Linked DNA regions of Homo sapiens: region 2 is linked to region 1. Evidence: chromatin contacts called from ENCODE Hi-C or POLR2A ChIA-PET data. All regions are on one chromosome and are shown on one strand. The core of a region is the stretch at or near the end of the contact, and the rest is flanking DNA. Distances in the headings are between cores, read along the strand shown.

Region 1 (5,240 bases), core at 470-2,969:
GAGAGAAGAGTAGACTTACAGATGACTCCAAGGTTTTTGGCCCAAGGAACAAAACCAACATATGTTCAGGCTCATCCCTATGTTCTAAGAGGGCAGAAGCCTGAGGGCTGATTCCCAAGGCTCCAAGGCCAATCTGAGAGAAACAATAAGATGTTTTGCCATTTCCAAAGATGTTTCCTTTTGTTCATGAGAGAGAGAGAGAGAGAGAGACTTACTCTGTGTAGCCTGTTAGAAAAAGAGGAAGGAAAGAGTTCCTTAAAGAGCATGTTTTTCACTGGATTTGAGTTTTGTGAGTAAAGTGTGTGCTTTGAAATGTTCCCTCCCTTCATGTCGGAGGCTGCATAATCTTCTCTCCTGCACTACTGGATGCTGGGTTACCTGGACCTAGCCCTGCTGGTCACTAAACCCTGGGGCCTCAAACAGCTTTCTAAAGCTAGGAGCTCTGGGCAGATGCTGACTTCCCAGTGACCCAAATCTGACACCAAGATTGAGAGGCCAGGGCTCCTCTCTCCTGTCCCCCGACCTCTACATAAAAAACACAGGCATTTCTGGCTAGCCTAGGCTGCCAGGAACATGTTGAGCCATCAGCTCTGAACACAATCAAGAGTGAATCTGGAGGTCCCTTCCAGATCCCACTGCTCAGCCAGGAAGATAGTCTATGGGAGGTTAAAGCAGAAATTACCAAAGGTTTTTACAGAGGATAAGTCTCCCACTTACTTGCTTTCAGGGCTTGCCTTTTAAAATACTAAAATGGAAAAGCCAAGATGGCACAAAAACTATAGTTTTGTAAGGAAAAAAATGTATTGCACATCCACTGTGTGCAAGGCACTATGTTGAGTATTCTTACCAGCACTGTCTTGCTGAATCTACACAACTTGTAGTTGTGAATTCAGCATTATTACTTTTTTTTTCCTAAGGAAAGTTTAGAAAGGCAAGCAATTGGCCCAAAGTGATCCACTAGTCAGTACAGATGTCTAACTTCAAACTACAGCTTTCACCACAGCTGTCTCTAAGGTGACAGGCTATCCTGTCTGCTGGGGACTAAGAGGGTTCATGGGATTTTCAGGTTTAAATGCAAGAAAGTCTCTGGCAAACCAGAACAAGACGATCACCCTATCTGTCTCATTAAACTAAAGTATGCACATAGAAAGTGCAGTCATTTCAAGAATACATAGAAGGGTAGGTAGAATGACTGCCTAGAGGGTTTACCTTTCAGAAGAGCAAGCTCTTTCCCACCTAGTTAATGGCCAGTCTTCTGCAGTCACAAGAGTGGAGTCCTTGGTGAGAATTTACTGCAGAGCATTAATCCCCATTTTCCCAAACATTCAACCCCACACCAGGATCACCTCTTCCAGCTGACTCTCAAAGCAAGCTTGTCACTTGTGTTTCCAAAATCCCATTCCCTTTTGCATCTGTTTGCTGCAAAATGTCAACTGCATCTCCTGCTTTGGTCATTGTAATTTATACTGCTGACTCATTTACCCAAGGACTCTGGCCCAGTATCTTGTTGAGGGAATGTCAATGAATTCAGTGGCTTGGGATAAGATTCAACTGCTTAGAAATGTGGTGTTACTTCTCCGGAGCCTGGGTTGCACCATTTGCTGGCCCTGCTCATGCATTCCTCCCACAAACACTTATGCCAACATTGGGCCAGGCCTGGGGCTGTTATCTTTACATGACTTTGTCATTTGGCAAAGAGCCCTGTCTTCAAGGAGTCTCATTGGCATGGTTCAAAGAAACTAGTTGCAAAAAATAAGCCAAAACAGTTGAAGTGTTGCCATGGACCCTGTGGCTTTGAGCAGCTAGCCCAGCTGTGCCAGGGGCCAGAACCCCTCGCTGAAAGCTGCTGTGTGCTCTGGGACAGTGCTGGCAAGGAGAGCTCTTTATCAGATGGGCCCTCTCTACACTTCTCTCCACAGGCCAGGAGCACAGGAAGGAACAACCCTCTGGATCACCTCTCAATCTCAGGGATAATACCCAAAAGGGAGAGAAGGTTGAATGCGTCACTGACCCAGGAATAGATGGTAAAGGGCTCCTCCTTCTCCAGCAGGAATGTGTGAGCCACTCTGCCTATCACTGTCTTACTCTCGCAAGTGTCCCCCATGGCATAGGTGTGCTGGTAAATGTCTAACAACTGGCTCTCAAGATTGGAAGTGGGGGAAGAAACTCTTATTTGTAGCATTTACTGATACCTGTGGCCCACTGTAGCCAATTCCAAGCTACCAACATGATGGCACTGAATACAGAGTAGGGAAGAGATGCCACAAAGAGTAAGGAAAAGATGCTGTCCTCTCCAGAGCTGCCTCCAGCCCACCTCCTCTCAAAAACCCACACCAAGAACTCAACCCCTTATCTTTAGTCACACTATCTTCTGATTATTGAATGAGGGAGGAGGGAAATTTTGTGCTTGTAAAAACATGAGGAAGCACATGATATTTTGCTTGACTGTAGCGGAGGGTATGTGGATTTTTACTACTTTAAGTACTTTCTCCCTTTACTGCTAAACAAGTTCACATATATGATTTCAGAGCAACTTGACAAACTGCTGTGAAAGAGAAGCAGCAGTTATTGTTGAACAGATAAGCAAACAGCCTCAGAGAGTGGCTAAGAGAGTGCCAACCAAACAACTAAATCTGAGTCCCAAGCTCTATCATTATTTCTTTACTCGTTTGTGCAAGGACCGCCCTCATCTCCCTAAGGAAGAGTCCAGCGGTCCATTCAGCAGTGAGTTCGTGATGATGGGCTCCCAGTTTTAAGGCTTTCAGTGGTTTCCTATTACTCATAGGATGAAGTCCCAGATACATAGCATGGCACAAAGGCTGTCTTTGCCTTGACCCCCACCTTCTCTCCAGCTCCATCTCTTGTTTTGCCCATCTCCTCACCAGCCCTGCAAACTTGTCTAACCTCCAACCACACTGCTTGGAGTTCACTTAGCATGAGCAGCTCCTTCACAGCTCTGGCCTCTAGCTATACCTTCCTCTTCCCCACTATTTGGAACACTCCTCCTTGTGCCCTCTCCCAGCCCCTGCTAAGATCTGCATATCTTTCCACTAATTTATGGTCCTTATTTCTATAGAAAGTAATGTGCCCCTCTAGACTATAAATCAACTCCTTGAAGGCCAAGGTCAGACTCAATGTGTCCTCTAGAATATATAGGAAATTTATAATAAATGCTTGCTGAATCATTCTATTTCATTACAAAAAAAACAGCCTTGCTTCTCAAAAACAATGTTCCATGCTCAGCTTGCCTGAAGACTGAAAATCTTGGGAAAGCAACCAGACATCCCATCAGTGGCATTTCCGATGAGGGGCAGACCCTTGTCAGAGGGAAAAACAGTGTGAAGTCAGACAACAATCAGGTTATGTGCCCATGACAGGCAGATCCAGCACCCTTCCATGGCCGGACATGGACTCCTGCCTTAATCCTCAGTCCCTTCCTTCCAGACAATGGCATTTGAGATGTGTCACACTTAGCAGCCTTCCTTGCTAAAACTGGTTCACCCTTTGCTACTGTCTCAGTTGCAGCTGCAGAGGTATATGGGTTGGCCAGAATCATACCAGCCCTAACCTGGGCCAAGGGAATGCCAAGAGGGACACACGGTTCTTATTATATTTCTCCAGCCCACTTTGGGCCTCAAATATATGTGTGGCTTTTCTTCATCCTTTCAATATACCAAATATGCTGCTTCTAGCATGTGCAATCTTCATCAGTTTAGTTTACAGAATTAGAAAGCTGCTGCTGGGGGTGCTTCTCTGTTTCCTGAACTTGAGAAACAGGGTGCCTCACACATTGACTATCCTTACGCGATGTGAATATACTGTCCAGGCCTTTACCCCAAACTAGACCTAACTGAACACTGCCTGCAGAATAGGCAGTCGACTTACAGAATGATGTGAGGTCCCCCACATCTAGCTCCTCTCCAGTCTCAACAGGTGCCAAGTCCCAACATCGACCCCATGCTTAGGCCAATATTTCCCATAATATTATGTTGCATATAATTAGTCATTGGCATCACAAACATGGCCTTTGCTCAAATAAGTTATAGAAATGCTGAGTTACAAAATATTAAGATGGTACCTTTGCTACATGACATCTGAGAGCTTTAACTTACTACAGCATATTATGAACCTCCAAAATAGGGTACAGCAGGCAGTGTTTCCAAGACTTCATGGACCATGGAAAACTCTACTCAGCCCTGCCTTTTATGGATCATCTTGAAGCATTGATGTGCTCCCAGTATAACTTTGGGAACTGCACTCTACCTTCATGCTCATTCATTCACTAAGCAGGCAGTGCACTTCAACCAAAGCCGGGGAGAGGAAGAACTAGTGCGTTTTGGAAAATGTTTCTTAAAGCCCACGTCAGAGGGTGAAGTCAGACAACAGAATGCTAAACAGAAAATCTTAAAGTATCTCCAAAACAAACTTTTTAAATCTTCAGTTGTAGGGCCATAGGGTGCATAAAATGTCAAGAGAATAAACTGTTTATTTCCCCTGACATCTTGTCAATCTTACCATGGTGGAAAGACTATAGGATTGGGAATTAGGTATACCTGGGTTCAAATCTTGGCTCTGCTCCTATTCATCAGTTCTAAATCTGTCTTGTGGGGCTGTATTAAGAATCAAATGAACACTATTACATAATAATAAGCAATTAAAACATGTCTTAAAATTATTGTGTTTCTATGGCATGGAAAACATCCCACTATGTCTTCTGCACATAACCTATGTTTTATTTATATAGAAGCAATTGTTCTACTGCAAGCTCTGGGGTATGTCCTGGTCCAGGACAAATTTGTATTAGTCAGGGTTCTGCAGAGAATCAGAACCAGTAGGGGATAGAAAGATAGATAGATAGATAGATAGATAGATAGATAGATAGATAGACAGACAGATCAACAGTCAGCCATAAAGAGATTTATTATAACAAATTGGTTCAAAGATTATGGAAAATAAGAGGTCCCAAAATCTGCAATGGGCAAACAGGTGACCCTGGAGAACCAATGGTGATGGTCCAGGCCAAATGCCAGCAGGCTCAGGACTCAAGAAGAGCTAATATTTCCATCCACATCCAGTCCAGAAAAGACCAATGTCCCAGCTTAAATCAGGGAGGAGAGGTTCTCTGCCTTACTCAGCCTTTTTGTTCTATTTAGATCTTCAGTTTGTTGGATGAGACCTACCTGCATGAGGGAGGGCAATCTGTATTACTCAGTTTACTGATTCAAAAGTTAATCTCATCC
Region 2 (5,787 bases), core at 3,288-5,787, 70 kb after region 1:
TTTCATCTCTGTCACAGGCCAGGAAACCTTCATTTCGATGCTACGTGTGCAGGAGACCAAGGCATGGAAATATAATTCCTAATTCTGTAACTTAATTTAAAAATATATACAGTCTCCTTTCTGCTTACTCAAAGATGGAGAGCTCCGAAGATTTCTGCCTGCGGAATAAAACTGAAACTCTTTCTCATGGCAAACAAGGCCCTACATTACATAGTCCCAGGCTTACCTTTGCTTTACCTGGTTCCAAACTTTACCTGCCTCTTGTTCACACACCTCAGTCACAAATCAAACAGTTCCTTCAACATAAGGCATGTGTTCCTCTCTCCTGGCCCTGGTTCAAACTGTTCCTTTTGCTTCCCTTTTATGTCCACCATAATCCAGGGTGATCTGTTTTATGGTTATACCATAGTGCCATTCAATATATGCATCGATCTCTGTGAGGTCTGGGAGACGGGGAGAGGGTGGGGGAGGACAAATGGGGCCTGCAGTGGTCTGACTCACCTCATGCAGCTTCAGTGCCCAACACAGGATGTAATTGTAGAGTATGCACTGAGCACATGAATGGGAAGAGAGCATTTGTTATCAGAGAAATTTTAATAAGAAGGAAAAGGATCATTTTCCTCTAGCAAGGTCAAAATCCCTGCCCTAATGCTGTAAATAGGAACAAATATTTCTACAGAGTAAAACACAGGGTTAAATTATCATAAGGTAATGAATCAATCACACCAATCAAGGGATATACAGATTTGCCTTATTACAGGGCACAGTTTTAAAGGGGTCTGCTTTATTTTTATTTAGGGTACCTTAATTTCACTGCAACAAACAAATGCAGTTAAAGTCATTCATCATGGAAAGTTGTAAGGGGTGACATATGGTGTTTTTGAGATATTTCCCAGTGTAGAGTCCCATATCAGTAGGCCAATCTGTCTCTTTACTTCATCCACCATTAAGACTTAGCCCCAAGCCTGGTACTGGGGAGGAGGGGGCTATAAGGGAGGAGAAGTAGAAAGGCAGAGGTGCAGCTTTTCTGGCAGGGGAGATGACAGGGAGAAGAGAAACCAGAGCAGAAGAGGCAAGGGTGAGACCTGAGTGTCCTCTTCTCTCTCTGGAGGGATATCCGCCCAAAAACCGGAAGCTCTACACCAAAGTGAACTCAGTGGCCAGTAGAGTTAGGTAAAGGGAGGCTGAGTTTTAGCTTTGCCAGGTTGTCTGTAGGCTCTTTGTGGTTTGGACAGGCCCCAGAGGCTCCCACAAGCTCCTGAAGCCAAATCTCAGAAGTTACCTGGGATTGTGACTGAGAGATAGTCCTGGAGGTTGCCATGGGGACAAAGTGGCCACGGGCTAAAGGCTGGACCATCTGATGCTGAACCACATAAGAATCAAAACCAGACCATCCTCAGGGCCTAAAGCACAGCCACAGGAGGAGTGGAAAGGGGCTGGGAGGGAAATAAAGGCGGGAAGGGGAGTCAGATCACACCTGCCAGCAGAGCCACACAAACCAGACACCATCTTGGTGAGCTGCAGGGTGCCAGAGGGGACTTCTGAACCAATGAGCATTTTACCAAAAGAAACTAAATCATCAGAAAAAAAAAGTATCATCCAAATGGTAAGTTCATATTTGACTTTAAATGTAGAGTTTCTCCCTAGTTCCCCTTAAAGTGGGGGCTCCAGAGGAAGACTAGTTCAACTAAAAAGGAAATTAAGAAGCAACATTTTCTCACACATCTTGGGGTATTGACAAAGTTGCAGCCCTGTTACACGGGTATTTCTCACATTAGGGCTGACAATCTATAAAGTACATTTTCTGGATAGTAACTCTTAATTCCCTATTAATTCATAAGAATAAACCCTCTATCCTCCAATAAGCCAAGTCAAGAAATTTTAGTGAAGAAAGGAATCTGGGCCAGGTGTGGTGGCTCACGCCTGTGATCCTGGCACTCTGGGAGGTCGAGGTGGGTGGATCACTTGAGGCCAGAAGTTCAAGACCAGCCTGGCCAACATGGTGAAACCCCATCTCTACTAAAAATACAAAAATTAGCTGGGCGTGAGGCTGAGGCACGAGAATCACTTGAACCCAGGAGGCAGAGGTTACGGTGAGCTGAGATCACACCACAGCACTCCAGCCTGGGTGACAGAGCAATACTCTGTTGAAAGAAAGAAACTAAAAACAGGAAAGAAAAGAGAGAGAAAGGGAGGGAGGGAGGGAAGAAGGAATATGATGGGAGAAAGCCCCTGGCTAGCTGACTTCTGCAAACCACTGCCTATATTTTAGGCTTCCAAAGTCTGCAATGCATTTTCAACAGCATTACTCTTGCTGCCGTCTCTCCCAACCAGGAATTTCTCTAATGCCTGAGATGGACTGAATTTATACTTTCAGCTCCTAGAATTACACCATCCTTTTCATAGGAGGTTCGTGAGCTAAACCATAAAAAATGAATTGGGCTGCAAAACTACAACCCATTCATTCAATCAACAAATACACCTGAAGCATCTATGATATACCAGGCAATCCAGGCAGTGGGTCCCTGCCACCCAGAAAAATTTGTATCTAATGCAAAATATGAATAAGAATAATGTGGGATGTGCTACCATGGGCCAGTGGTAGTGTCCAGACAGCACACGGATAGGAGGTTGGGCAGCCCAGTTGTGGAGGTATCCAAGAGAGCACAGAGCATCCTTGACATTGGGCTACACCCGTGATCTCACTGCCAATCTCCTCTACTCTACTGCTCCCACCCTCATAGCTTATTGGTGCTACCTTCACACATCAAATACTCTATTGAAAATCTCTTCCCTGTAAGTCTACAGGTTGTGTACAATGAAGTTATTGCTCATGCAACTGGAGACGAGAAGTGCATTTACCTCGCACCCCATACTGACCCCCAGGGGTAGTTTGGTCCAAGCTGATCTCAAATCTTCACACTTCCTTCAAAGGAAGGAACTTCCTTTGTTTAGAGTTTAGAGAGAACTTCAGGGATTCCCTGCATATTTTGGGTCTTTATGTGGGCTGGAACAGCAGTTCCTGTTGCTAATTAGGAAACATAGAGAAGTTTATCCACACTTCACATTGGCAGGGTGAGTTAGGTGGAAGCTCCAGAAAGAGTGTCCCGCTCCTCCTCCCAACCCAACAGCACTGAAAGCTTCCTGAGGGTTATTCTAGGATGAATAACTCACACTTTGTAAAATGTGCTGCTAAAATTTATTGTGGTTGAGGCATATGCTGAGGGGTTGAGGACACCTCAGATGAGCTACATTCCTGGGGGTGGAAGCCTGGATTTCTCAACGGCCCAAGAAGAATGTGCTCTGGTTGGAAAAAGGATGCATTCTCTAGGGGGAGTCAGCCCTAGAGACAAGCCCACTGGCTAGGAGCCAGGTGTGTCCATCAGCAGACCTTCTGTATGAAGGTCAACATTTGTGAACCTTTCTTGGACAATGAAAACAATCATATTTTGAGGATAATTACAATTTTATCCTTATGTTGTAGTTTCTTTAATCTCAATGCTTCCACAAAATCCCCTGTAAGGCAATAAAAGTACAAGATACTAAAGAAAATTGTGACTTGCCCCATGTTCCCTCCCACTAGAGCCCATAGGGAAGATACTGCATCAAATATAAAATTAAATATAGACAGACTGGCCCAGAATATCCAGGCCAGTAGCATTGGAGCTATGCCCCCCGTGCCAAGCTAGAAGTGATGCACCAGCAGAGAACTGCAGTGTGATGGGAGACTGTGGTCCTCCTAGAAGCAGATGTCAAGACAGGATTAGACATACAAGAAATGTATTGGAGTAAAATCTGTAAAAACAAATGAGTAAAAAGCTGAGCGAGGCTGAGAAAGCCATCAGACCTGGATGCAGGTCTGACTCCCAGTAAAAGAAAGTTGGGTGGCAGTGTCTGAGACTGTACTGCAGCTCTAAAAAAAGTTCAGCAAGGCCGTTAGTGAGTCTGAACACCAAAGTCACCATCAAAGGAGTTCCATGTCTCCCAGGAACAGCTGACCTTAGGGTCCCTGCCATGCTCAGTCATCGCCAATGGGTTCCAATGGGTTCCTCTGGGATGCACAGCTTTGGCCATCACAGGGATAAATTTCCCCACACACAAGCTAGGAGGCCATGCGTCAAGTTCACTTTCTGTGATCAGAGATATGAAAGGTATATTCTCATGGCCACCACAGAGATAAGCCCTCCCTTCCCAAACTACCAGTGAGAGGACCAACAAGAATGCAAGAGGAATGGTGTCTACCTCATATATACTTGGTCATTTTTTAACACTGGAAGATCTGTCTCTAAAAACTTACAAAGAGAGACCTAAATATTGCCTTTATGTGAAGCCAAGGTTGCAATAAAAACTTCTCTAGGCTTTAAAAATTCTCAGAATTCATTCTTTCATTTTTCCCCTTGGCAAATGATTTGGATTTGCAAAGACTAAAGGTGAAAAATAACTCCAGGAAGGCAACACTAAGTCAGGAGAGTAGGTGTCCCCAGAAGTTTCCAATGGGTGAGCAACACTCAGTAATAGAAAAATATGTGTGACCAGACTTCCTATGAGCTAATTGGGAATTTTAACCCATGACTCATCCCAGGGCGGGGCCGAAGCTCCAGGGGACGCTACCCCACACCATGCCATATCATCAGCCAGACTGCACATTTCCTGAAAGTAATCAAGTCAGAAACTGACATTTTGGCAGCAGCCCCTAGTGGAAAAATGACTGCCAAAAGCCAAAATGAGGATGAGTTCAACGATTTAATTCTGCATGGAAAACACAATCCATTAAATGGGATCTGACAAGGCCTTAATCTCATCCGTAGCTGAGGGTGTTGGCTCAATGCGATTCTGCTCTCTGGAACATATTCTTAGTAAGCTATCTATAGAATCTAGAAAGCCTTTGCCAAAGCCCAAATAAGTCCATCCTAAGTGGGAAGAGAAGCTCACCAAGCCCCCACTGACTCTGTAGGGAGTAAGCACATGATTCTTCCAAGTGCAAAATTATCAAAACCTGGCAACTCAACCTGTGTTGGGAGTCGCATGATTCAAAGCAAAGGAACTGAGATGGGCAATGCACTGAGTGGCTTCAGAATTTCCACCACTGCCCAAGGAGGTCAGGCCCACAGCCAGCATCACTCACAAAGCATCCATAGGGCTCATATTCCCTGGCTGGGGCCCACTGCATAATCCAGTCACAAAAGAAAGAGTTGGGGGTGTAGAGGATCAGTCTTCTCCCAAACAGGGTTTTAAAAACTGAAGTGAGAAAGAATTAGAGGCTGTCACCTTCTTTGGCCCACTTAATCCTAACAGCAGCCCCCAAAGCCCATTATTTTACTGTTTGCATGTGAAAAATGAGGAAAGAGAACAAAAGCATTACTCAAATCATGTAGTTTAAAAGATTGTTTGCAAATTCATACTTGTGGGATTCCAAAGCCCATGTCTCACCACTCTGAAGGTGGTGGTCCTCAGACTATTGCATCAGTTGGAGCTTGTTAGAAATGCAGATTCACAGGCTGCACCCCAGACCTACTGAATCAGGATCTGCATTTAACAGGATTCCCCAAGGAATTCATTTAGACATAAGGTTTGAGAAGCAGTGCCTTCAATGGCTTCTATCCAAAAAGGGTAGGTGGATTGAAAACATAAGTCTAGACTAGAAAAAGATTTAGTGCAATAGAATAGGGCCAGTCTTATAGGATATATAAAATATGTATCAAAATATAACTCAAACTATATATCCAAAGTGCACACTCAAATTAGTATAACCAATCACACCATATCTTTTTTCACCAACAACAAATC

The links. Hi-C counts contacts between places; a loop is a spot of excess contacts on that map. ChIA-PET counts read pairs that join two places held with the same protein, here RNA polymerase II (POLR2A). Pooled maps may share reads with other maps.
Region 2: a loop to region 1 is called in a map of ascending aorta, with 5 times the contacts of the local background. The contact joins two enhancer-like sites. A Hi-C loop is called at or near these places in 23 of 168 maps with a recorded cell type or tissue (IMR-90, MCF 10A, PC-3 and 10 more) and 15 of 50 pooled maps. POLR2A ChIA-PET finds 5 or more read pairs at or near these places in 1 of 52 experiments (K562).

What each region holds. Positions count from the first base shown.
Region 1 is chr7:32,091,977-32,097,216 of GRCh38, forward strand. It overlaps a transcript of PDE1C not described here. Among named protein-coding and RNA genes, the nearest start is that of PDE1C, 24 kb to the left of the region's middle. Within about 2 kb of position 1,720, at least 6 of the 41 ENCODE cell types and tissues checked have a DNase peak (open chromatin) inside an H3K27ac peak, as active enhancers do; they include PC-3, ascending aorta and heart left ventricle, where a contact is called at or near this core.
Region 2 is chr7:32,158,659-32,164,445 of GRCh38, forward strand. It overlaps a transcript of PDE1C not described here. Among named protein-coding and RNA genes, the nearest start is that of PDE1C, 91 kb to the left of the region's middle. RefSeq lists an enhancer at 3,947-5,146. Within about 2 kb of position 4,538, at least 13 of the 41 ENCODE cell types and tissues checked have a DNase peak (open chromatin) inside an H3K27ac peak, as active enhancers do; they include PC-3, ascending aorta and heart left ventricle, where a contact is called at or near this core.